Regions from separate parts of the Homo sapiens genome. Here regions 1, 2, 4 and 5 are each linked to region 3. A link is a contact called in ENCODE Hi-C or POLR2A ChIA-PET data. All regions are on one chromosome and are shown on one strand. The core of a region is the stretch at or near the end of the contact, and the rest is flanking DNA. Distances in the headings are between cores, read along the strand shown. Region 1 holds the start of TBL2 (transducin beta like 2). Region 2 holds the start of CLDN3 (claudin 3). Region 3 holds the start of LIMK1 (LIM domain kinase 1). Region 4 holds the start of VPS37D (VPS37D subunit of ESCRT-I). Region 5 holds the start of ABHD11 (abhydrolase domain containing 11).

Region 1 (3,956 bases), core at 897-3,396, 510 kb before region 3:
GCAGGCGCCTGTAATCCCAGCTACTCAGGAGGCTGAGGCAGGAGAATCACTTGAACCCAGGAGGTAGAGGTTGCAGTAAGCCAAGATCGCACCACTGCACTCCAGTACCTGAAAGAACTCGGGGATGAGAAGTCAACATCTGTTGAGTCCTGTGCGGGGGAGTGGAGCCAGTCACTTTTGTAAAAGATACTTAATTGAGTCACAAAGCTGGCATGTGGTAAATGACTGCAGATGCTCCCCAATTCCAACAGGAAAAAAGCTCCTGGGCCCTGCAAACAAACACAGCCACAATCTGTCCTCTGCTTCCTTCTCTCCAGGCATGTCTAACAAGCCCCCCTCCTCACACTTAAGTCATACCAAATGCTGTTTGGGGACTCCTTGCCTTCTCGGGTATTGCCATTGGCAGGAATGTCTTTTTTCCTTGGCCTTCTGGCAAACTCTTCTTCTAGAACCATCCTTTGAGACCCCACACTACCTCATGTGCCCCCTATTCTCAGTAATGATTTCCCTAACAACCACCTCCCCCATAAAAGAACAGGACTCGGCCAGGCAGGGTGGCTCACGCCTGTAATCCCAGCACTTTGGGAGGCCGAGGCAGGTGGATCACAAGAGGTTAGGAGATTGAGACCATCCTGGCTAACACAGTGAAACCCCGTCTCTACTCAAAAAATACAAAAAATTAGCCGGGTGTGGTGTCGGACGCCTGTAGTCCCAGCTACTCAGGAGGCTGAGGCAGGAGAATGGCGTGAACCCAGAGGCGGAGCTTGCAGTGAGCCGAGATCCCGCCACTAGACTCCAGATTGGGCGACAGAGCAAAACTCCGTCCCCCTGCAAAAAAAAAAAAAAAAAAAATGCAGGGCTGGCCGGGCACAGTGGTTCACGCCTGTAATCTCAGCACTTTTGGAGGCCAGGACGAGTGGATCACCTGAGATCAGGCGTTCGAGACCAGCCTGACCAACGTGGCGAAACCCCGTCTACTAAATATACAAAAATTAGCCAGGCGTGGTGGTGTGTGCCTGTAGTCCCAGCTACTCGGGAGGCAGAGGCAGAAGAATCGCTTGAACCTGGCAGGCGGAAGTTGCAACGAGCCAAGATTGTGCCACTGCACTCCAGCCTGGGCAAGAAGAGCGAAACTCTGTCTGAAAAATAAATAAAAAGAGCAGGGCTGCCCACTGACTCTCTGGTGTTTCCCATTTCTAGTACTAACCTCTTCTATGAAACTTTTCAGAGACAGGCTCTTGCCGTCACCCAGGCTGAAGTACAGTGGCGCGATCTATCACAACTCACTGCAGCCTTGAATTCCTGGACTCACGACACCCTCCTGCCTCGGCCTCCCATGGAGCTGGGACTACAGGGGCGTGCACAACCACACCCAGCTAATTTTGCGTAGAGATGGGGTCTTGCTATGTTGCTCAGGCTGGTCCCAAACTCCTGGGCTCAAGCGATCTCCCTGCCTCGGCCTCCCAAAGTGCTGGGAATACAGGCGTGAGCCACTTCGCCTGGCCTCAGTGAAACTTATTTCACCGTGTTTTTCACTTACATATTTAGGTGTTCATAATACAGATGTACTTCTCCTTTACTGGACTCCTTACAGAAAAAGACCCCAAAGCCTATCACAGGGTCATAGATGCCCAGTAAATGCTGCTGCACATCACAGAATTGGTGCTTTTTCCGAGATCGCGGCCACGGAGCAGGCTGAAGAGTTTACGGTGCTCTCCTGGCCACCCCGGGGACGGCCTGGCCTCGGCCACAGAGAAAGCCGCAGTAAGGGGCCCAGGTTGGAGCCAGTCCCGCCCCAGGAGGTGCGCCTAACCCGGCAAGGCGGGTCCCCGTCTCTGGAAGCGAAGCTCACGTTACCAGAGGAGAAACTGAGGCCCATGGAGTCGCCGGGCCCCACCAGCCGCGGGCCCAAACCGCAGGTCGGACCACGAGGAGGCCGGGAGCCGGGACACCGCGGGCCGCCCCCACCCGACCCGGCCCCACTTACAGGCGGGCCGGCCGCTCCTCTCCTCCCCCGCGCGCAGCCACCCCCGCGCTACCGCCGCCGTCGCCATCAGGGCCAGCAGCCCAAGCAACACCGACAGCCCCATGAGCTCCGACATCTGCGAGAGCTCCATGTTGGTGGAACCACTGCCACCTCAGCTAGTGAGTACGCGGGCGCCCGCACGGCTCTGCCGGGCCGCGCACGCACGCGGGGGCGCGGCCTGGCCGTTGGGGAGCCTCAAGCGGCTGGGCCTGGCCGTTAGAGCGCCTGGGGGCGGAGCCTGGTTGTTACAACGCCTTCAGGGCGGGGCCTGGCCGTTAAAGCACCTCAAGGGGTGGGGCCCGGCTGTTGTGGCGCTCGAGGGGCGGGGCCTGGAGTTAGAGCATCTCCACCCGCCGAGCCTAGTTATTAGAGCGCCTCGAGAGGCAGAGTCTGGAGTTAGCGCGTCTCGAGGGGCGGGGCTGGGTTGTTAGAGCGTCTCGAGGGGCAGAACCCGGAGGTAGAGTGTCTCGAGGGGCGGGGCCTGGAAGTAGAACATCTCGAGGGGCAGGGCTCGACCCTTGGTGCGTTTCGAGGGGCGGGTCGCCTGGCGGTTGAGATTGCAGGGCTGCGGAGGGCGGAGGAAGGCGGGATTTGCGATCACTGCTCACGCCTCCTCCTGAAGAACTCACTGATAATTGTTTATTAAAGGCATTATTCCAGCCATCACCACACTGGATCCTTTCAAGGAAGCGGGGCGGGGATTATTATTACCATTTAACGGATAGGAAACTCAGCATCAGCGAAAGTTCAGATGGGCTTTTAAGGAAGAGTAGGCCAGGCGCGTGGAGTGGAACAGCCTCCGCAAAGACCTGAGAAGCTGGGATGTGGGAAATGGCTAGAGGGGCGGAAAGGTCTGGGGGACGTTGAGCGCTGGCTCCATCCAACAAGCTGCTCATTACAGGGAGAGGTGGGGCAAAAGCTGTGTCTGAGGATTCCCTGGATGGACCTTTGTGTGAAAAGACCAAAATCAGAAAACCGGCAGTGGCTTCAAGGATCCGAGAGGGAGGTGACGAGGGCCTGGATTTGGGGCTGGCCTGGCAAGTCGAAAGTTAAAAGGGAGAATTTTTAATAGAAAACTTATTTTATTTATTTATTTATGTATTTACTTTTGAGACGGTTGCCCAGGTTGGAGTGCAGTGACGCGTCTCGGCTCACTGCAACCTCCGTCTCCCGGGTGCAAGAGATTCTCCTGCCTCAGCCTCCAGAGTAGCTGGGATTACAGGCGCGTGCCACCATGCCCTGCTACTTTTTGTGTTTTTTATAGAGACGGGGGTTTTGCCATGTTGGCCAGGCTGGTCTCGAACTCCTGACCTCAGGTGATCCACCTGCTTCGGCCTCCCAAAGTGCTGGGATTACAGGCGTGAGCCACCATGCCGAGCTGGGAGATTATTTTTATTTTTTATTTTTTGAGATGGAGTCTCGTTGCACTGTCGCCCAGGCTGGAGTGCAATGGCGCCATCTCTGCTCACTGCAACCTCTGCCTCCCGGGTTCAAGCGATTCGCTTGCCTCAGCCTCCCGAGTAGCTGGGATTACGGGTGCCCGCTAGCATGCCCCGCTAATTTTTTGTATTTTTTAGTAGAGACGGGGTTTCGCTATATTGGTCAGGCTGGTCTTGAACTCCTGACCTCGTGATCCGCCCGCCTCAGCCTCTCAAAGTGCTGGGATTACAGGTGTGAGCCACCGCGACTGGCCCAGACCAGGAAATTTTTTCATAGAAAACTTATTTTTTTTTTTGAGACAGAGTCTTGCTCTATTGCCCAGGTTGGAGCGCAGTGGCGCGATCTCGGCTCACTGCAACCTCCGCCTCCTGGGTTTATGCCATTCTCCTGCCTCAGCCTCCCGAGTAGCTGGGATTACAGGCGCCCGCCACCACGCCCGGCTAATTTTTTAAAAATATTTTTAGTAGAGACGGGATTTCACCGTGTTAGC
Region 2 (4,380 bases), core at 1,168-3,667, 310 kb before region 3:
CTTTCATGACTCCCTACACCCAGAGTAAGGTTCAAAGTTTGTAATTCCACATACGGACTCTCCATGACTTGGCCTTTGCTTGCTGGAGTCCTGGGCTTTACTGACACTTCCTGTCTCCCTTTATGTTCCATCCAGTCATTTGAATCTCTCGCCCCCACCAAGTCACCCTGTGCCTGGGTTCAGGCCCCTTTTCCCGCCTGAATCTCCTGTGTTTTCTCCAAGGCACCAGTGCCTCTCCACACTGTTCACCTTAACCACTCCTCTGGGGTGTGTGTGTGTGTGTGTGTGTGTGTGTGTGTGTGTGTGTTTTGTCGTTGTTGTTTTTGAGACAGGGTCTCACTCTGTTGCCCCAGCTGGAGTGCAGTGGCACAATCATAGCTCACGGTAGCCTTTACCTCCTGGGCTCAAGCCATCCTCCTGCTTCAGCCTCCTGAGTAGCTGGGACCACAGGTGTATGCCATCATACCCAGTTAATTTTTTTTTTTTTTGGTAGAGATAGGGTCTTGCTATGTAGCCCAGGTTGGTCTCGAACTCCTGGGCTCAAGCGAGCCTCCCACCTCGTCCTCTAGGAGTGAGCCAGTGAGACCCGGCCTCAAGCCCCTCTGAGATACCCCTTCTAAGTCCTCCCTCTTTCCCTCCCTTGAGGGTCCCAGGAAGGAGATGGGGACCCTTTCTCATCTCTCCCCCAGGTGAGAAGATTTGGCCCGGTTTTACTTTTGGTGGCGTGTTTTATCCAAACAATAGGTCTTTTTGTTTTCGTTTTTCCAATAGGAAATGGCAGTACGGAATGCGCTCTTTCACAAGGCGCACGGGAGATTCCGAATGTGTCGGGTATTGTGCGGGGTCCGGGCTCCCAGCACAGACCCAGGGGCACATCTCTGCCACCTTCCCCTCCCATCCCCAGCCATGGCGTGCGGAAAGTGCTCATGCCTGCTTCCTAGATTGGGCGCTGGCTTTGGCCTCACAGGCTGTCTTCCGAATCCCCAGGGAGTGGGCAAGTGACCACCCCGCCATCACCAAGCTCAGCTTACAACCCCATCTTCCCTCTAAGCTCCATCCGGGAGAGCGAGATCCAGCCAAGGCCGCCCCGAGGGGGAGCTCTGCAGGGAGGTGGAGGCGCTGGGAACAAGGAGGCTCCAGCGAGTGCAAAACGAAAGGCTTTTATTGAAAAATATCAAGTGCCCCTTCCAGGGCTGCCGGTCCCTGCCCAGCGCGAGCATGGGGGCAGCGGCCCGATGGGGCTCGACGGGGTGGTCAAGTATTGGCGGTCACCCAGGCCCCGTGCTCCAGAAGGGTGAGGTTTCACAGTCCATGCAGGTTGGTCCCTGGGCCCCGAAGTCGACTGCCCGGCCCGCAAAGCCGTGGCTGCTGGGGAAGCTGCCCCAGTCCAGCGCGGGGGCTTCCTGGCTTCTGGGGGTGGGCTGGCCTCCGAGGCAAGGCTGCACGCTGGATGGCCTGGTGCGCGCTCCAGCTCGCGGTGGTGGTGGTGGTGTTGGTGGTGGTGGTGGTGGTGGGGTCTCCCTGCGTCTGTCCCTTAGACGTAGTCCTTGCGGTCGTAGCCTGTGCCCAGGCTGGCTCCCGGGCCGGTGGAGCGCGGCGCGGAGTAGACGACCTTGGTGGCCGTGTACTTCTTCTCGCGTGGGGGACACGAGCAGCAGAGCAGCGCGCCCCCCAGCAGCTGCAGCGCCGCGGCCGCCCAGCCCACGTACAGGCCCGCGCCCATCTCGCGCTTCTGCGCCTCGGGCACCACGGGGTTGTAGAAGTCCCGGATAATGGTGTTGGCCGACCAGGACACCGGCACGAGGGTGAGCAGGGCGGCGAGAAGGAACAGCACGCCTGCCACGATGGTGATCTTGGCCTTGGCCGTGTCGTCCTGCACGCAGTTGGTGCACTGGGCGCCCACCAGCGCCACTAGCAGCCCGAAGGCGGCCAGCAGGATGGCCACCACGATGAGGGCGCGGGCCGCCTGAAGGTCCTGTGGCAGTGCCAGCAGCGAGTCGTACACCTTGCACTGCATCTGGCCGGTGCTCTGCACCACGCAGTTCATCCACAGGCCCTCCCAGATGTTCTGCGACGTGATGATGTTGCTGCCGATGAAGGCCGACACGCGCCACATGGGCAACGCGCAGCACACGATGGTGCCCAGCCAGCCCAGCACGGCCAGCGCGGTGCCCGTGATCTCCAGGCCCATGGACATGGCTGCCGCGGCAAGGCCCGCTCCACCGGGTGGCTCCGGGTGCGGGGAGACGAGGGGCCGGGGCCGCTGGGCCTGGCGGGAGCTGCGGCGCCCCGACGGACGGACGGACGGACGGACTGACTCACCGACGGCGCGCGCTAACGGCTCGGCTCCATACGCTCTCGCCGCGGCTGCGCCTGCACCTGCCTGTGGCTTTGTGGGCGGGCGGCGGCGACTGGGCTGGCCCTGGGCTGGGGCCGGTGCGTCTTAGCTAAGTGCCCAGCGCTCCGGTGGGGGCGGTAGGGGCGGAGCCGCGCTCTCCAGGGCCTAAGGACAGTGACGTGGCCCCTGCCTCCCACCTTCACCGAGCGTCCTGGGAGGAAGGACTTGGCCCTGCGCGGCCCACAACGCCGGGGTAGGGGGGTTGCCAAGGAAGGGCGGGACCTGACCCAGCCCCCGCCCCTCGGTCCTTGTCCCTCTCTGCTCGGGAATGAATTCTCCGGGGCAAAACCGAGGACGGGATGCGTCAGGGGCTTGGGGTGCAAATCCCAAAGAATTTGACACGGCTTCTCTCTCCTCACCACTTTGGGCGCTTTTGGCACGTGCCGCGTGGGGATGGGGGCGCTGCCAATTACCCCGGAACGGCGGGGCGGGGAGGACCAGGGTGGGCGTGGCCGCGGCTGTTTGCAGGAGCCGCGCACCTGCTGCTCTGCCCCTCCCGTACACACGTCGCACAGGCTCAGCCTGAGTCCGGGCGGTGGGGTTGTCCAGCCCAGGAATTGCTGGGCCCAGAAGCCAGGGACTGCCTGCGCAAAGGTACCCAAAAGATGCCCTTAAGCCTAACTAAGCTCAAATTCCTCTCCAGCTCTCCCTCCAGTTCCCATCGCTGGCCGTGAGCCTGCATGCCTTTAGCTAAGCTGCTCTCCCCTCCCAGAAGTCCCCCTCCTCCCATTGAGTCCCCTCCCCTCTCCGAGCCCTGTCCTCCCTCCCTTTGAGCCTGAGTCAGGGCTGAGGCCCACCTTAATGAAATGGTGGTGAAAGAGGTTCGATCTCCGCAAAAGTGGGAAATCGGGCAGGACCGAGCACCGTGGTGGCTGACTCCTGTAATCCTCGCACTTTGGGAGGCTGAGAAGGGAGGATTGCTTGAGACCAGGAGTTCGACACCAGCCTGGGCAAAATAGTGAGACCCCGTCTCTACAAAAAATTAAAAAACTAGCCAGGTGTGGTGGCGTGTGCCTATAGTCCCAACTACTCCGGAGGCTCAGGCAGGAAATTACTTGAGCCCAGGAGTTCGAGGCTGCAGTGAGCTATGATCGCACCACTGCACTCCAGCCTGGGCATCAGAGCAGACCCTGTTTAAAAAAAAAAAAAAAAAAAAAAAAAAAGGTTGGGAAGTCAGAAATGCTACACTCAAAGCCCTGGCTGTCACACCTGGACGATCGTTCCCCCTTCTTCACCAAGCTCAGAGCCCTTCAGATTTGGCCTTGGAGGTTCAGCCTGGGCTGTTCCTAACCCCATCCCCTCTCTTCCCCTCAGAGCAGCCCTTGCATACCACATGCCCCTGCCTCAGAGTCCCTGCACTTACTGTCCCCTGTACATGGAACATGCCTGCAGACATCCACATAGCTTACTCCTAACTGCCTTCAGCTTTTTGCTCTCAGTGAGTCTTTCCCTGACCACCCTATTTAAAACTGCAGCTTCTGGCTGGGTACGGTGGCTCACGCCTGTAATCCCAGCACTTTGGGAGGCTGAGGCGGGTGGATCACTTGAGGTAAGGAGTTCCAGACCAGCCTGGCCAACGTGGCGAAATCCCGTCTCTACTAAAAATGCAAAAATTAGCCAGGCGTGGTGGTACACGCCTGTAATACCAGCTACTCGGGAGGCTGAGGCAAGAGAATTGCTTGAACCCAGGAGGTGGAGGTTGCAGTGAGCTGAGATCACACCCCTGCACTCCAACCTGGGTGACAAAGCGAGACTCTTTGTCTCAAAATAAAATAAATAAAATAAAATAAAATAAAATTGCAGTTTCTTACCCCACAATGCCTGCCCCCCTTTAATACTTTATATTCTGCTTAGCATGTAACACCATCGGACAATATTCTATATTTTTCTTATTTATGTTTCATTGTACTTAAAAAAATTTTAAATTGGCAATGATCGTACCTACGCGTGGCACACCCAGTGATGTTTTAATACATAGAATG
Region 3 (4,255 bases), core at 1,247-3,746:
TTTCTTTGCAGGAATTGTTTTCAACTATGAGTCCATTCTGTGAGGGTTAATTTAGTCAAAACTGGATAACATCACTCAACCAAGCTGGCTCAGGCTCACAGCCCCTCCAGGCCACTATGCACTTCTCTGCCCTGCACTGTGGGCACAGCATCAACATGGCCCTGCCCGCTGCATCCAGACGGGATTGGTTAACGGGAGGCAATGGAAGAATAAGAAGAGCAGGGGAGTCAGATCAGAATAGCCCTTCTGGGCCCTCTTCCCCATGAGTCCCCCAGAACTGGGGACCCCTCTTGCACAGCTCCTCTCAGGCAGGCCTCTCCTCCAGGGACCCCCTCTATGCCCCCTTACCCTGGGCTGGTAACTGCTGCCACCCCTCCAACTGTGCCAGTCCTTACTGATCTCCTTTAATCCCCCCTCCCCAGTGCATTGCAAACATCCCCTTTATCAAACTCTCCCCAGTTAGCCCCACTAAGTGGCACTTTCTGTTTCCAGCCAGGGTCCTGCCTGGTATATGCCCTACAGCCAAGTTACAAGGCTCTCATTCCCCTCTCTTTCCTTCCCCTTTTTTTCCCTCCCTATCTTTTTTGACAGGGTCTCTGTCACCCAGGCTAGAGTGCAATGGTGCAATCATAGCTCACTGCAGCCTCAACCTCCTGAGGTCAAGTATCCTCCCACCTCAGCCTCCCAAGTAACTAACTACAGGCATGAGCCACCATGCCTGGCTAATTAAAAAAAAAAAAAAAAGTCTGGGCGCGGTGGCTCACGCCTGTAATCCCAGCACTTTGGGAGGCCAAGGTGGGTGGATCACCTGAGGTCCAGAATTCGAGACCAGCCTGACCAACATGGAGAAACCCCGTCTCTATTAAAAATACAAAATTAGCCAGGTATGGTGGTGCATGCCTATAATCCCAGCTATTCCAGAGGCTGAGGCAGGAGAATGGCTTGAACCCGGGAGGTGGAGGTTGCTGTGAGCTGAGATCGCACCATTGCACTCCAGCCTGGGCAACAAGAGTGAAACTCCATTTCAAAAAAAAAAAAAGTTAGAAGAGACAGGGTTTCACTTCATTGCTTAAGCTGATCTCCAATTCCTGGCCCCACGTGATGCTCCCACCTTGGCCTCCCAAAGTGCTGGGATTATAGGTGTGAGCCACTGTGCCCAGCCTTCTTTCTCATGAGAAATTAAAAATTCTGGCCAGGCGTGGTGGCTCACACCTGTAATCCCAGCACTTTGGGAAGCCGAGGAGGGTGGATCACCTGAGGTCAGGAGTTCAGGACCAGCCTGGTCAACATGGTGAAACCTCATCTCTACTAAAAATACAAAAATTAGTCGGTCATGGTGGTGCACGCCTGTAATATCAGCTACTCGGGAGGCTAAGGTGGGAGAATTGCTTGAACCTGGGAGGTGGAGACTGCGGTGAGCCGAGATCCCGCCACTGCACTCCAGCCTAGGCAACAGAGCGAGACCGAATCTAAAAAAAGAAAAAAAAAATCTAGTATTTTCTTCCCACCCCACGTAATTGTTTTGCACCCAGGGGTGAGTGCCCCCCACTTTGCAGACGTGCCTAGACCTCTCCCCACAAACATGATGACTAGAGTTGGAGCTGGGCTAGCGCTGCCTCTTGTTCACTGGGTTCACGTGGGCACGTGGCTCCACTCCGGTCACTGCTTCCTGGGCAGAGGGATGACGTGGAAGGTAGACCTAGGGGGGACAGGGTTGCTTCCTGCCCATGTCCAGCATTCTAGAATTGTCCACATCTAGGCAGGGCGTTCCACCATCAGTGCTGGACTGGACCACCCAATTCCTTTGGACGCTTGACTCAGCCCAAACCCGTGCTCCCTCCAGGACCCTGGGCAGGGCAGCCCCAGCTCCAGGTAATCGGCACTGAGAAGAGTACACCTGTCACCGCCTGGCAGGGGCTCGCTCCTTTCTCTGGTGCTGCTCATTCGCGAGGCCTGAGACGCGGACCGTCACCTTCCCCGGGCCCAGCCTGGCCTCAATGCAGGCCTCAGAGAGAGGGACAAAACCCGGCCCGCCTCCCTCCCCTCCCCAAGGCGACCACCAGTGTCCTGGGGGTCCACAGGGCCTCTCCAGCTCTGATCCGAGTTCCCGGCTGCAGCTGGTTTGGGTCTGTGGGGGCCTCGCGCAGGGAAGCGGAGGCCCCTTCTCTAGGCTCCTACATCCTCCTGGCCTGCCCCAGCAGAGCTAGCGGCCCTCCGAGACAGCTGGGCCTCGCAGCTCCCAGCCGAGGCCTGTCGCTGGGAGAAAGAAGAATGAATGAAGGGCGGAAGGGGCGGGGAGGGGCGGGGCGCGCCGCGCCAGCTCGCGGCGCCCCCAGGCCGGGCCGCAGCGGGGCGTGGCCTCTAGAGGCGTGGCCTTGGGCGTGGGGGCGGGGTTTTCTGGTGGGGGCGGGGCCGCGCAGGGCCGTTCCCGCCGCCGGCCGCCCGCGCCCCGCCCCCGTGCCGCAGCTCACAGGCCCCGCCTCGGTCCGCCCCTCCGCTCGCTCCCCAAGCCGCCGCGGCGCCGAGCCGGTTTCCCCGCCGGTGTCCGAGAGGCGCCCCCGGCCCGGCCCGGCCCGGCCCGCGCCCTCCGCCCCCGCCTCCCCGGGCCGGCGGCGGTGGGCGAGCTCGCGGGCCCGGCCGCCCCCAGCCCCAGCCCCGCCGGGCCCCGCCCCCCGTCGAGTGCATGAGGTTGACGCTACTTTGTTGCACCTGGAGGGAAGAACGTATGGGAGAGGAAGGTGCGCGGGCCGCGGGGTGTGGGGCGAGGGCCTGGAGGGGGTGCCCGGGGCAGCGTGGGGCACGGGAGGGGGCCGGGTCTGCCAGGAGGCCGCGCCCCTGCCTCCTCCGGGATGAGCTCGTCCTTACGAAGCCCGCAGGCCCCTCCCTGTCCCCCTCCCGCCCGGGATCCCCCTCCCCGGCCCCCGGCGAGCTGCCCTCCTGCGGGTCTGGGGGCCCCTGGACCCTTTTTCCTCCTCCCACGTCCCCCCGCGAAGGACTCCCAGACACTGCCCACCCCGCGTCGGCCTCCATCCGCGTGCTCTGTCCACCACCCGGGCCTCGCCCTGGGGCCACCCTTTATCCAGTCTCGGAAGAAAGAGCGGCTGGGGAAGCCGCAGCCCCGGGTCCCAGTGGCCGCCGGGCGCCTGCCCGGCTCTGTGACCTTGAGCCAGGCGCTGACTTCCTGGTCCTCAGTTTCCCCTTCTGTACATTTGGAAACTGGGTAGTTGCCCCCCCGGTGTCGGTGATTGGGGGCCAGATGGGTAGAGCGGAGATAGGCGTCCAGGAAGCCGGAGGCCGTGTACTGCGGGAGCCTCATCCACTCTCCCTGTCCGTGCCCCAAACCCGGTGCCTGCCCTCAGTCTTGGCTGGGAGCATGACTCATCCTAACCTCCTCTTTAGCCCCTTCTCCCTCACTGGGGCCCAAGGCGCAGTACTGCACTGCAGTTAGGGTTCAAGGACTCCCCCAGCCTAGGACAGGGTCTGGGGGCCCCTCCTTGGATCTCCTTCGCTGACCTGTCACTTAGATCCACCTGGCCCCAAGGCAGGGCCTGACTCCACACCTCCCCCTGCCACCAACTCTTCCCAGGCCCATGAAAACCTGATTGGGGTAGGGGCCCACCTTCCTGTAGCCCCTGCCTACCTAAGGTACCTGCGTCTTCACAGAGGGTCAGGCTGTTGTGGCCTTGGGACCTAGCTATGTGACTGGGCAAGCCATGCCATCTCTGGGGCTCAGTCTCCCCTTCTGTACAGTGGAGAGGGGCAGGTCTGGGGCATTTTCCAGGGCCCACCAGCTCCAAGGGTGCCAGGCCCCAAGGATGACTAAGCATGCCTGTGGCTGGCTAGAGGAGGTGCCAGGCCTCCCTGGGACAGGTGTCTGGGAGTACCCAGGTCTGCAGCCCCCTCCCCTTGCCAAGCCAGGGCATTCATTGCCAAGGATCTGTTAGGGCCGGCACCTCCAGGCTTCCTGCCCTTGACCTCCCAGCTGGCTTCAGCCCAGGATGCACTAATCCAGCCCTGTCCAGTCCCTGCCTTTGAAGGGCCCTCTTAGTACTTCTTCCTGGGCAGGAGAGGGAAGAAAGGAGGCTGTGATAGGAATGTCACCCACTGCCTTATCCCTAAAGCCACTGCTTCCTTTCTCCTCATTTACCTTGCCAGATCCAATGCTATAGCGGGAGGATGGACCTGATCCTCCTCCTAAGCTGATACATAGGGAAACAGGGCCAGAGAAGCTTGGCAACCTAGTCAGTATCTCAGC
Region 4 (4,029 bases), core at 1,136-3,635, 420 kb before region 3:
CCTAGCCTGGGAAGGTGGAGAGGGCTTCCTGGAGGTGGTGATATTCCAGATGAGTCTTGAAGGGGAAAGCCAATTTTAGTTGTTGTAAAAATGTAGAACTGTTTTTAAAAAAAAGTAGAAGTGTTACTTTTATGGTCTGTCAACAAGGCTGTCCTGCCGCTTCTCCCAGACATTGGCACCATGCCTGCCCACCATGCTATGGCTGGATAGGGAGAGTCCTTGCTCAGCTCTTCCCGCCCCTATGCCTTGGCTTATGGATTTCTGTTTGCTTTCATCATTTTCTCCTTCAACTTGAGAACTCCTATTCAACCTCTGAAACCCAGCTCAAATGCCACCTCCTCTGGTAAGCCTTCCTAATTGCTCTTTGTACTTTTGTAGCAGTGTATTAAGGTGGAACAAGCTCAGTTGTCGTTGTTGTTTTTTGAGACGGGGTCTTGCTCCATTTCCCAGGCTGGAGTACAGTGGCAAAATCATAGGTCACTGCAGCCTCAACCTCCTGGGCTCAAGTGATCCTCCCACCTCAGCCTCCTGAGCAGCTGGGGCTACAGGCACGAACCACCACGGCCGGCTACTTTATTTTTTATGTTTGGCAGAGATGGGGGTCTCATTGTGTTGCCCAGGCTGGGTCACTCATTGTCTGACTTAATTTCTGAGTGTCTATTTCCTGAGATGGGGACAATGGCTTAACCTATTTGTAAAGACAAGGTACAGGACATATCGGGGATCACATGGGAATCACAAAGCCATCATGAGGTGACACCTGCCATTTGTCTTATACTAGAATTAGTTGAGTGGGAATGGGACTCTGCCTTAATCCATGAACTCCCTGAGGGCAGGGACAGTGTCCCCACAGGGCCTAACCCAGTGTTCAGCGCAGAGCGGCATCGTATGCTCTGTGGACACTGTACAAATGAGAAGAAACGGGACTGTATCATTTACCTGTAATGTGACTTTGGGGAGGCGACATCATCTCTTTTTTTTCTTTTTTTTCTTTGTTTGAGACGGAGCACGGAGTCTCTGTCGCCCAGGCTGGAGTGGAGTGGTGCTATCTCGGCTCACTACAACCTCCGCCTCCCAGGTTCAAGCGATTCTCCTGCCTCAGCCACCTGAGTAGCTGGAATTACAGGCGCCCACCACCACGCCCGGCTAATTTTTGTTGGTCAGGTTGGTCTCAAACTTCTGACCTCAAATGATTCACCCACCTTGGACTCCCAAAGTGCTGGGATTACAGGCATGGGCTACCGTGCCCGGCCTCTGTGATGCTTCTGCATGTCTAAAATAACAAGTGGGTATTGACCTACTATGTGTATTCATTATAACATTGCTAGCCATATCACTATCCCTCAGCATTTTAATTTTACTTTTATAGAGATGGGGTCTTGCTGTGTTGCCCAGGCTGGTCTCAAAACTGAGCTCAAGCAATCTCCCACCTCTGCCTCCTGAGTAGCTAGGACTACAGACGCATGCCACCATGTCCGGATACTTTTTAAAAGCATTTAAATACTTTTAAAAATTGTTCTTTTCACTCTTTTTTTTTTTTTTTTTGAGACGGAGTCTCGCTCTGTCACCCAGCCTGGAGTGCAGTGGCGCGATCTCCGCTCACTGCAAGCTCCGCCTCCCGGGTTCACGCCATTCTCCTGCCTCAGCCTCGCGAGTAGCTGGGACTACAGGCGCCCGCCACCACGCCCGGCTAATTTTTTTTGTATTTTTAGTAGAGACGGGGTTTCACCATGTTAGCCAGGATGGTCTCGATCTCCTGACCTCGTGATCCGCCCGCCTCGGCCTCCCAAAGTGCTGGGATTACAGGCGTGAGCCACCGCGCCCGGCCTCTTTTCACCCTTTTGACAATTTTTAAATTTTTTTAAATAGAGACGGGGGTCTTGTTATGTTGCCCAGGCTGGTCTCAAACTCCTGGCCTCAAGCGATCCTCCCTTCTCGGTCTCCCAAATCGCTGGAATTACAGGAGAGAGCCACCGCGCCCGGCCAGCAAGTCAGCGCTCACCATCTCCAACCCCATTTTACAGAAGAGAAAACTGAGGCTTGGGGAGGGCTGCAAGGCAGGAGCCCTCGGCGCCCGGCCAAAGTCAGAAATTTGTTGTTGCCATCCGAGGGGAAAACGTGCACGGGCTCTGCAAATTGTAACCGCCCGGGGTGGGAGAGTCCGTGCCTGGGGGCGTGGTGAGCCAGGGCCGGTGCTGGGGCGCAGAGCAGGGCGGCTCAGATTCCGGGAGGGGCGGGGAGATCGGGTTGCTGGGCGATCCTGGGGTGCTGGAGGCGGCGCGGCGCGGCCGGGGCGGGGAGGGGTGCGGCCCGCCTCCTCCCTGCCCCACCCCCAGCCCCGGCGCCGCGGCTCCTTTAAGAGCGGGAGGGGCGCCCCCTGGCGGCGGAGCGGTGCGTGCGGCCGGAGCCGGAGCGGATCCTGGAGCCGGAGCGGAGCGGAGCGGAGCGGAGCCGGGGCGGAGCGGGCCGAGCGGGCCGAGCCAGCAGCCGAGCTGGGGGCGCGGGCGGGCGGCATGTACCGGGCCCGGGCGGCGCGGGCGGGGCCGGAGCCCGGCAGCCCGGGGCGCTTTGGGATCCTCAGCACCGGGCAGCTCCGGGACCTGCTTCAGGATGAGCCCAAGCTGGACCGGATCGTGCGGCTCAGCAGGAAGGTAGCGCGGGGGGCTCGAGCGGGGGGCGCGGGGGACGGGCAGCGGCCTGCGGGACCTGCCGCTCGAGGGAAGGGCCGCGCGGGCCGGGCCGCGGGGCCGCCCGTGGGCGCGGAGCCTGGCACGTACGAGTGGGCCCCGCGGAGCCACCCCCGGGGGAGGGGGCGCTTGGAGCTGGCCTGGGGCGGGTGGGGCGCCGGGGACCCGAGGGGGGCGCCTGTGCACCCCCAGGATGGCCGCGAGGCGTGTCCTACAGCGGATGCTCCGGGGAGGTGTGTTCCGGGGGGCTGTGTTGTGGGGGGCCCTGGCTCGCACACCCACGTTCTGTAAGGGCCAGAAAGAGGAGGCGCCTTCCACTGGGAGAACTAGGGGCCTGTCTGACACCTGGAGGGGCCGTTGGGGGTTCACGCATTCTGGGGGCGCAAGAGGGGGCTTTGTGCCTGGCGTTGGGGAGGGGTGCTGGAAGCTGCCGTGTGTATTGCATAGGCCACCGTAAGAGAAAGTTGTATATTTCACGGGAGATAGGCCCGGGCTGGTTGTCTGTGGGGGGCAGAAAGGGCAAGTGTGTGTTGAAAGCAGGCAGGCGAGGAGGGGCTTGTGCATCCCACAAGGGACAGATGGAGGGGAGTGCGTTCTCCAGGGGCAGGGAGGGGAGGTTGGGCCCTGCTAGAGACAAGGAAAAAGCCTTCTCCAGGGCCGGGGCTGCTGTAAGCCCGGAGCAGGGAGGAAAAGGGGGTGTGTATTCCTTGGGGTGTGAGGATTCCACTGGAGGCAGAGGAAGGGGTGGGAAGGGAAGAGAGGGTGACCCGAGGGGGTGCTGTGAGGGGACGGGGTGCAGACACCCCTCTGGAGAGGATGAGCAGGGGGTGGGAGTGTTTTCGGTGCAAACACCTGAGGAGGAAACAGACAAAGGCCTGGAGTGAGAGGGAAGCTGTCCATGCATGGAAAATGGGGCAGAGGAGGGAGGGGCACTCCTCCGGGACCTGAGCAGACATATTAATTGAAAAATTAAAAATTAACTAACATTTGTAGAGGCCTTTATAGTTTTCCTCACTTAAGTCTCTCAACAACCCCATAAGGTGGATGTTTTTTAACTCGATTTGTAAAAGAGGAAACTGAGGCCAGAGAGGGAGCTCAGGGCAGAGCCAGTTCTGGTCCCGGCCTGTCATCGTCCCTTCACCTGTTGGGTTCACCACCCTGAAGGGGTGCCTGACAGGTGCCTTTGGCCTGGCCCTCAGGCACGGTCGCCCAGTAGGGTGGACGGGGCAGTAGGGTGGACAGGGCAGATCCCCTGAGCGGGCCTCTTAGCTCCTCTCTGCCCGCAGTTCCAGGGCCTGCAGCTGGAGCGTGAGGCCTGCCTGGCCTCCAACTACGCGCTGGC
Region 5 (4,468 bases), core at 1,241-3,740, 350 kb before region 3:
TCATTGCAACCTCTGCCTCCAGGGTTCAAGTGATTCTCCTGCCTCAGCCTCCAGAGTAGCTGGGATTACAGGTGTGCACCACCACGCCAGGCTAATTTTTGTATTTTTAGTAGAGACAGGGTTTCACCATGTTGGCCAGGCTGGTCTCCAACTCCTGGCCTCAAGTCATCCTCCCGCCTTAGCCTCCCAAAGTGCTGGAATTACAGGCATGAGCCACCACGCCCGGCCATCTTCTTGCCAGCAACTCTTAGACCAGGAAGCCTCGGATGGCAGCTATGAAGTCCTGTGGGCGGTCAGCGTGGATCCAGTGGCCAGCGTTCGGCACCGTCTGCATCTGGGCCCGAGGGAAGAGCCGCATAATCTCAGGGTGGTGGCTGGGACTGTGCATCGCAGCGACGGCCATCAAAAACGGGTGAAAGTGGGATGAGGAGGAGTGAAAGAGACACGTGGAAGCAGAACGGGGAGAAATGGAGAGAGCTGTGTGAGCCCATATGCCCGGTGGTATTTCTGGCCTCTCAGCCACCCCCCTTCCACACCCAAGGCCTCCCCTGGTAGGGTCCCCAGGCTGGGGCCTGGGCGAGTAAAGCATGCCCCTCCTACTACCCAGGCTAGCTTACTGCACGAACTGGGAGTTTCCACCAAGGAGAAAGAGTGTTGGCCCGAGGTAGGACTCCTGCCTCTGTGGGAAAGCCAAGATCTTGTCTAGGTGCTGGGTCAGGGCATCCAAGTTCACCCTCCACACGAAGCGCCCGTCTACCTCTACCAGGTTAGTGAGCAGGTGCTGCCGCACGGCCATGTCCTGTGGGGGTGCAGCAGTTGGGGGAGGTTCCTTGTGCGGTCTGGGGGTGCCACTCTTCCCTTGACAGGTCCTGGTCTACAATACCATCCGGGGCACCTTGGGTGTATCACCTGGATGACAGAACTGAGCTGTTCATCCGCCAGTTTTCGGGCACGGGAGCGGGGCAGCTCATCTGCGATGTTGATGGCCCTCATGGCTGCCACATAGGTTGCAAAGTGGGAGACACCTGTGCTTTCCACTGGGCTGATATCTACAGCAATGAGACGTTCCACCAGCTCTGGCTGTGGGAGAGAACCGAACTGGGACCAGTCTTAGGCAGACATAGGGAGTCTCAGGCATGGCTCCTGGAGCCTGAACTTGGTCATCCAACGATCATGTGAGTCCCAGGTTGCCTGCAGGGCCCTCAGGGTATATACTGAATGGGAGGAGGCCCCAGACATGGGCGGCTCACCCTCTGTAGTGCCAGCAGCATGGCTGTCTTTCCTCCCATGCTGTGGCCAACGACGACGCAGGGCACCAGGCCCAGCTGGGGCAGAAGGTCCTGCAGGTCCTGGCTCATGATCTCGTAGCTCATGTCTGGGCTGTGGGGGCTGTCACCGTGGTTACGAGCATCCACCGTCAGCACCTGGGGAGTGGGGTGAGACGGGGCTGCGTTGATATCCCCATTCTGGGGGTAGACAGCCAAAGGCTTGTAGGGACAGCAGGTCAAAGGTGTGGAGAGCCTGGGGATACACCCTGTGGAGGGGAAGGGCCCAGTTTCCAGACCTAGGAGGCCCAGATGAAGAACCTGGGGCCACTCTGCCAGAGAAGAGCAGGCCCCAGGGTTGTGACCACGTCTCTGAAGGGCTGGCCTGGCTGGGTGGCAATCTCGGAGAATGCCAGGAAGGAGACTCCAGGAATTTCCAACAGTAGGAGCACAGAAGAATGGGCTGCCATAAGAGGTGGTGAGCTCCCGGTCATCCCTAGTGAACAAGCAGGCCCCTTCATGGAAAGGGTGCAGGCGCCTAGGCATGGGCCAGCCCCGATGGAGATCTACAACATGAATTAATGAAGATGGCAACGTGAGGGAATAAATGGGGTTGCCGTTCAGGGTCCATACTCAGAGTGAGGGATCTGGAAGTGAGCGTGAGAAGCGGGACCCCCCCTGCCCCGCCTCCTCTCAGGCCCCGCCCACTCCCGCCCAGCCCCAAAGGAGCCCCGCCCACTCGAAAGCTCACCCTACGGCCTGTCTGCTGGGCCAAGATCTTGGCGATGGAGTTGAAGTTAGTTTTGCTGCCGAAGAGCCCGTGCAAAAAGACGACGGCCGGGAGGGCTGCCTCCCCGTCCAGAAGCCTGTAGGAAAGCGGAAGCGGCCTGGCAGGGGAAGGATCGAGGTCAGAGTCTGAGCCGGCGGAGACGGGGAAAGGGGTAGGGGGAAAGAGCTTTGGGGGAGAGGCCTGGGAGGTGACAGGCCCAAAGGGAGGAGATGGGGCCGTCGGGGCCCGGCAGGAAAAGGAGGACAGAGGATGGCCTCCCGCCCGGTGCCCTTGACTGACCTCGGCTCGGCGCCCCCTCGGCCGCCGCTGCTGCTGCTGGGTGCGACAGGCACCCTCGCGAAGCTAGGGCCGTGGGGGCCGAGTCCCTCACGCGGGAGCCTCCAGGCTCGGGTCCAGCGGAGCATGCTTGCAAGCTGTTGGCCGGCTCGCATCTCACAAGGTACGTCCTCCCCGCGCTCCTTCTCCCGCCCTAGCTCGCAGCCCCGCCCATTTCCGTCTTCAGCCGCCCCGCCCAGTTCCGACTTGAGCCCCGCCCTCTCCCCGCCCCCATCGCGGGATTCTCCGCCCTTGGTCCCGTTTCCTTACGTATCCCCGAGAACAGTCCGGCCCCGCCTCCATCCCCGCCCCTTACGCCATTACGTAATCCCCGCAGGCTTTGCGCGGGTCGCCCTGAGCGCCGCACCTGGCCTCGCCCTAGGCTGGGCAACCCGCGGTGCTTGCCCCTCCCCTCGCGAAGCGCCGCGGTGCGTAGAATCTGGGAATTCGGTCTGCGCCGCTCTGTGCGTGCTCGGTTCTGGTTGCAGCTTAGGGCTCGGTTCCCGCCCCGCACCTGCCATCGCTCACTGACCTGGGTGGCTGCCATCGTTTCTGTGCCGCCGGCGGGGGCGAGCGGCGCCAGGGTGGCTCTGGGCGGCGGAGTGCCAGTGTGGTGGCGCCGTGCTCCACTGCCGGGGGCCCGGGCAGGTTGGGCGGAGCACGGACACCCACCCATCCTGGAGTCGTCGATCTAGAAGGAGCTCGGGGGCACTCTAGAGCTCTTCCCCAAGCCCCTTCGTCCCTTTTACGTTTGGGGAAGGCTCCCCCAGTCTGATCCCACCTGCTTTTCTGCCCATACTCCCCATTCTCATACTCCCCTATCAGGCACCCTGCCTTTCAAGGTCTTCTCCACACCCCACCTCCTGCTGGGGTGCTGTCTGTCTTCCAGATAGCCAGTTGCCCGAGTCCTATACTTTTTTTTGGTGGGGGTCTTACCCTCGCCCAGGCCGGAGTGCAGTGACGCGACCGTAGCTCACTGCAGCCTCGACCTCCTGGGCTCAAGCGATCCTCCCGCCTTTGCCTCCCGAGAATCTGGGACTACAGGCGCAGACTAATTTTAACATTTTTTTTTTTTTTTTTTTTTTTACTGAATCATGGTTACAATTTTTTTTTTTAGGCCGGGTGCGGTGGCTCACGCCTGTAATCCCGGCACTTTGGGAGGCTGAGGTGGGCAGATCACCTGAGGCCAGGAGTTGGAGACCACCCTGGCCAATATGGTGGAACCCCGTCTTTACTAAAAATACAAAAATTAGCTGGGCGTGGTGGCGGGTGCCTGTAATCCCAGCTACTCGGGAGGCTAAGGCAGGAGAGTCGCTTGAACTCAGGAGGCGGAGGTTGCAATGGGCGGAAATCATGCCACTGCACACCAGCCTACCGGACGGAGACAGACTCCGTTTAAAAAAAAAAAAAATTGCCGTGGGTGGTGGCACGGCCCTGTAATCCCAGCTACTGGGGAGGCTGAGGCAGGAGAATCGTGTGAACTTGGGAGATGGAGGTTGCAGTGAGCCGAGATCTTGCCACTGCATTCCAGCCTCAGTGACAGAGCGAGACTCCATCTCAAAAAAAAAATTTTTTTTTTAAAAAATAGAAGCGGGGGCTTGCTATGTTGCCCAGGCTGGTCTCGAACTCCTGGGCTCAAAGTGCTGAGATTACAGGCATGAGCCACCACACCTGGCCCAACAAAATTTTTTTTAGAGAAGGGGTCTTGCTACCTTGCCCAAGCTGGTCTCCAGCTCCTGGCCTCAAGCGACCTTCCTGTCTCAGGTATATGGCTTTTATTTTATTTTTTCTGAGACAGGGTTTCACTGCGTCACCCAGGCTGGACTGCAGTGGCACAATCACGGCTCACTGCAACCTCTTCCCCCTGGGCCCAGGCAATCTTCCTGCCTCACCCTCCCGAGTAGCTGGGACCACAGATGTGCACCACCATGTCTGGCTAATTTTTTTCTGTTTTGTAGAGATAGAGTCTTACTATGTTCTAGGCATAGCAAGGGGACAGTTTCAGGCTGGTCTGGAACTCCCAGACTCAACTGATCCTCCTGCCTCAGCCCCCTGAGTAGCTGGAATTACAGGTGTGCTCCACCATGCCTGGCCTCAG

The links. Hi-C counts contacts between places; a loop is a spot of excess contacts on that map. ChIA-PET counts read pairs that join two places held with the same protein, here RNA polymerase II (POLR2A). Pooled maps may share reads with other maps.
Region 1: a loop to region 3 is called in a map of CD8-positive, alpha-beta T cell, with 5 times the contacts of the local background. The contact joins the promoter of TBL2 here to the promoter of LIMK1 in region 3. A Hi-C loop is called at or near these places in 3 of 168 maps with a recorded cell type or tissue (CD8-positive, alpha-beta T cell, HL-60/S4 and naive thymus-derived CD4-positive, alpha-beta T cell), 9 of 37 single-sample maps with no recorded cell type and 11 of 50 pooled maps. POLR2A ChIA-PET finds 5 or more read pairs at or near these places in 1 of 52 experiments (Caco-2).
Region 2: a pooled map shows a loop between it and region 3 (3-fold over the local background). The contact joins the promoter of CLDN3 here to the promoter of LIMK1 in region 3. A Hi-C loop is called at or near these places in 1 of 50 pooled maps. POLR2A ChIA-PET finds 5 or more read pairs at or near these places in 2 of 52 experiments (OCI-LY7 and PC-9).
Region 4: a loop to region 3 is called in a pooled map, with 8 times the contacts of the local background. The contact joins the promoter of VPS37D here to the promoter of LIMK1 in region 3. A Hi-C loop is called at or near these places in 1 of 37 single-sample maps with no recorded cell type and 5 of 50 pooled maps. POLR2A ChIA-PET finds 5 or more read pairs at or near these places in 3 of 52 experiments (PC-3, activated T-cell and activated naive CD8-positive, alpha-beta T cell).
Region 5: a loop to region 3 is called in a map of B cell, with 6 times the contacts of the local background. The contact joins the promoter of ABHD11 here to the promoter of LIMK1 in region 3. A Hi-C loop is called at or near these places in 5 of 168 maps with a recorded cell type or tissue (B cell, CD4-positive, alpha-beta T cell, CD8-positive, alpha-beta T cell and 1 more), 11 of 37 single-sample maps with no recorded cell type and 17 of 50 pooled maps. POLR2A ChIA-PET finds 5 or more read pairs at or near these places in 4 of 52 experiments (GM12878, WTC11, activated CD8-positive, alpha-beta T cell and 1 more).

What each region holds. Positions count from the first base shown.
Region 1 is chr7:73,576,433-73,580,388 of GRCh38, forward strand. TBL2 (transducin beta like 2) reads right to left here and starts at 2,147. Exons shown (of 7, transcript NM_012453.4): 1 at 1,988-2,147. The coding sequence starts at 2,117. RefSeq lists a silencer at 1,759-2,398 and an enhancer at 2,729-2,798.
Region 2 is chr7:73,767,853-73,772,232 of GRCh38, forward strand. CLDN3 (claudin 3) reads right to left here and starts at 2,418. Exons shown (of 1, transcript NM_001306.4): 1 at 1,145-2,418. The coding sequence starts at 2,197. The coding sequence ends at 1,535.
Region 3 is chr7:74,081,308-74,085,562 of GRCh38, forward strand. LIMK1 (LIM domain kinase 1) reads left to right here and starts at 2,497. Exons shown (of 16, transcript NM_002314.4): 1 at 2,497-2,738. The coding sequence starts at 2,684. RefSeq lists enhancers at 1,197-1,875, 1,871-1,980, 1,876-2,554, 3,041-3,310, 3,822-4,255 and silencers at 2,251-2,520, 2,641-2,690, 2,801-2,850.
Region 4 is chr7:73,665,446-73,669,474 of GRCh38, forward strand. VPS37D (VPS37D subunit of ESCRT-I) reads left to right here and starts at 2,386. Exons shown (of 4, transcript NM_001077621.2): 1 at 2,386-2,651; 2 at 3,974-4,029. The coding sequence starts at 2,514. RefSeq lists silencers at 1,997-2,046, 2,057-2,156, 2,267-2,566 and an enhancer at 2,548-3,543.
Region 5 is chr7:73,736,312-73,740,779 of GRCh38, forward strand. It overlaps ABHD11 (abhydrolase domain containing 11), which reads right to left and starts at 2,491. Exons shown (of 6, transcript NM_148912.4): 1 at 2,335-2,491; 2 at 2,017-2,152; 3 at 1,251-1,424; 4 at 910-1,080; 5 at 618-799; 6 at 1-380. The coding sequence starts at 2,459. The coding sequence ends at 248. RefSeq lists enhancers at 2,290-2,947, 2,948-3,604 and a silencer at 2,512-2,611.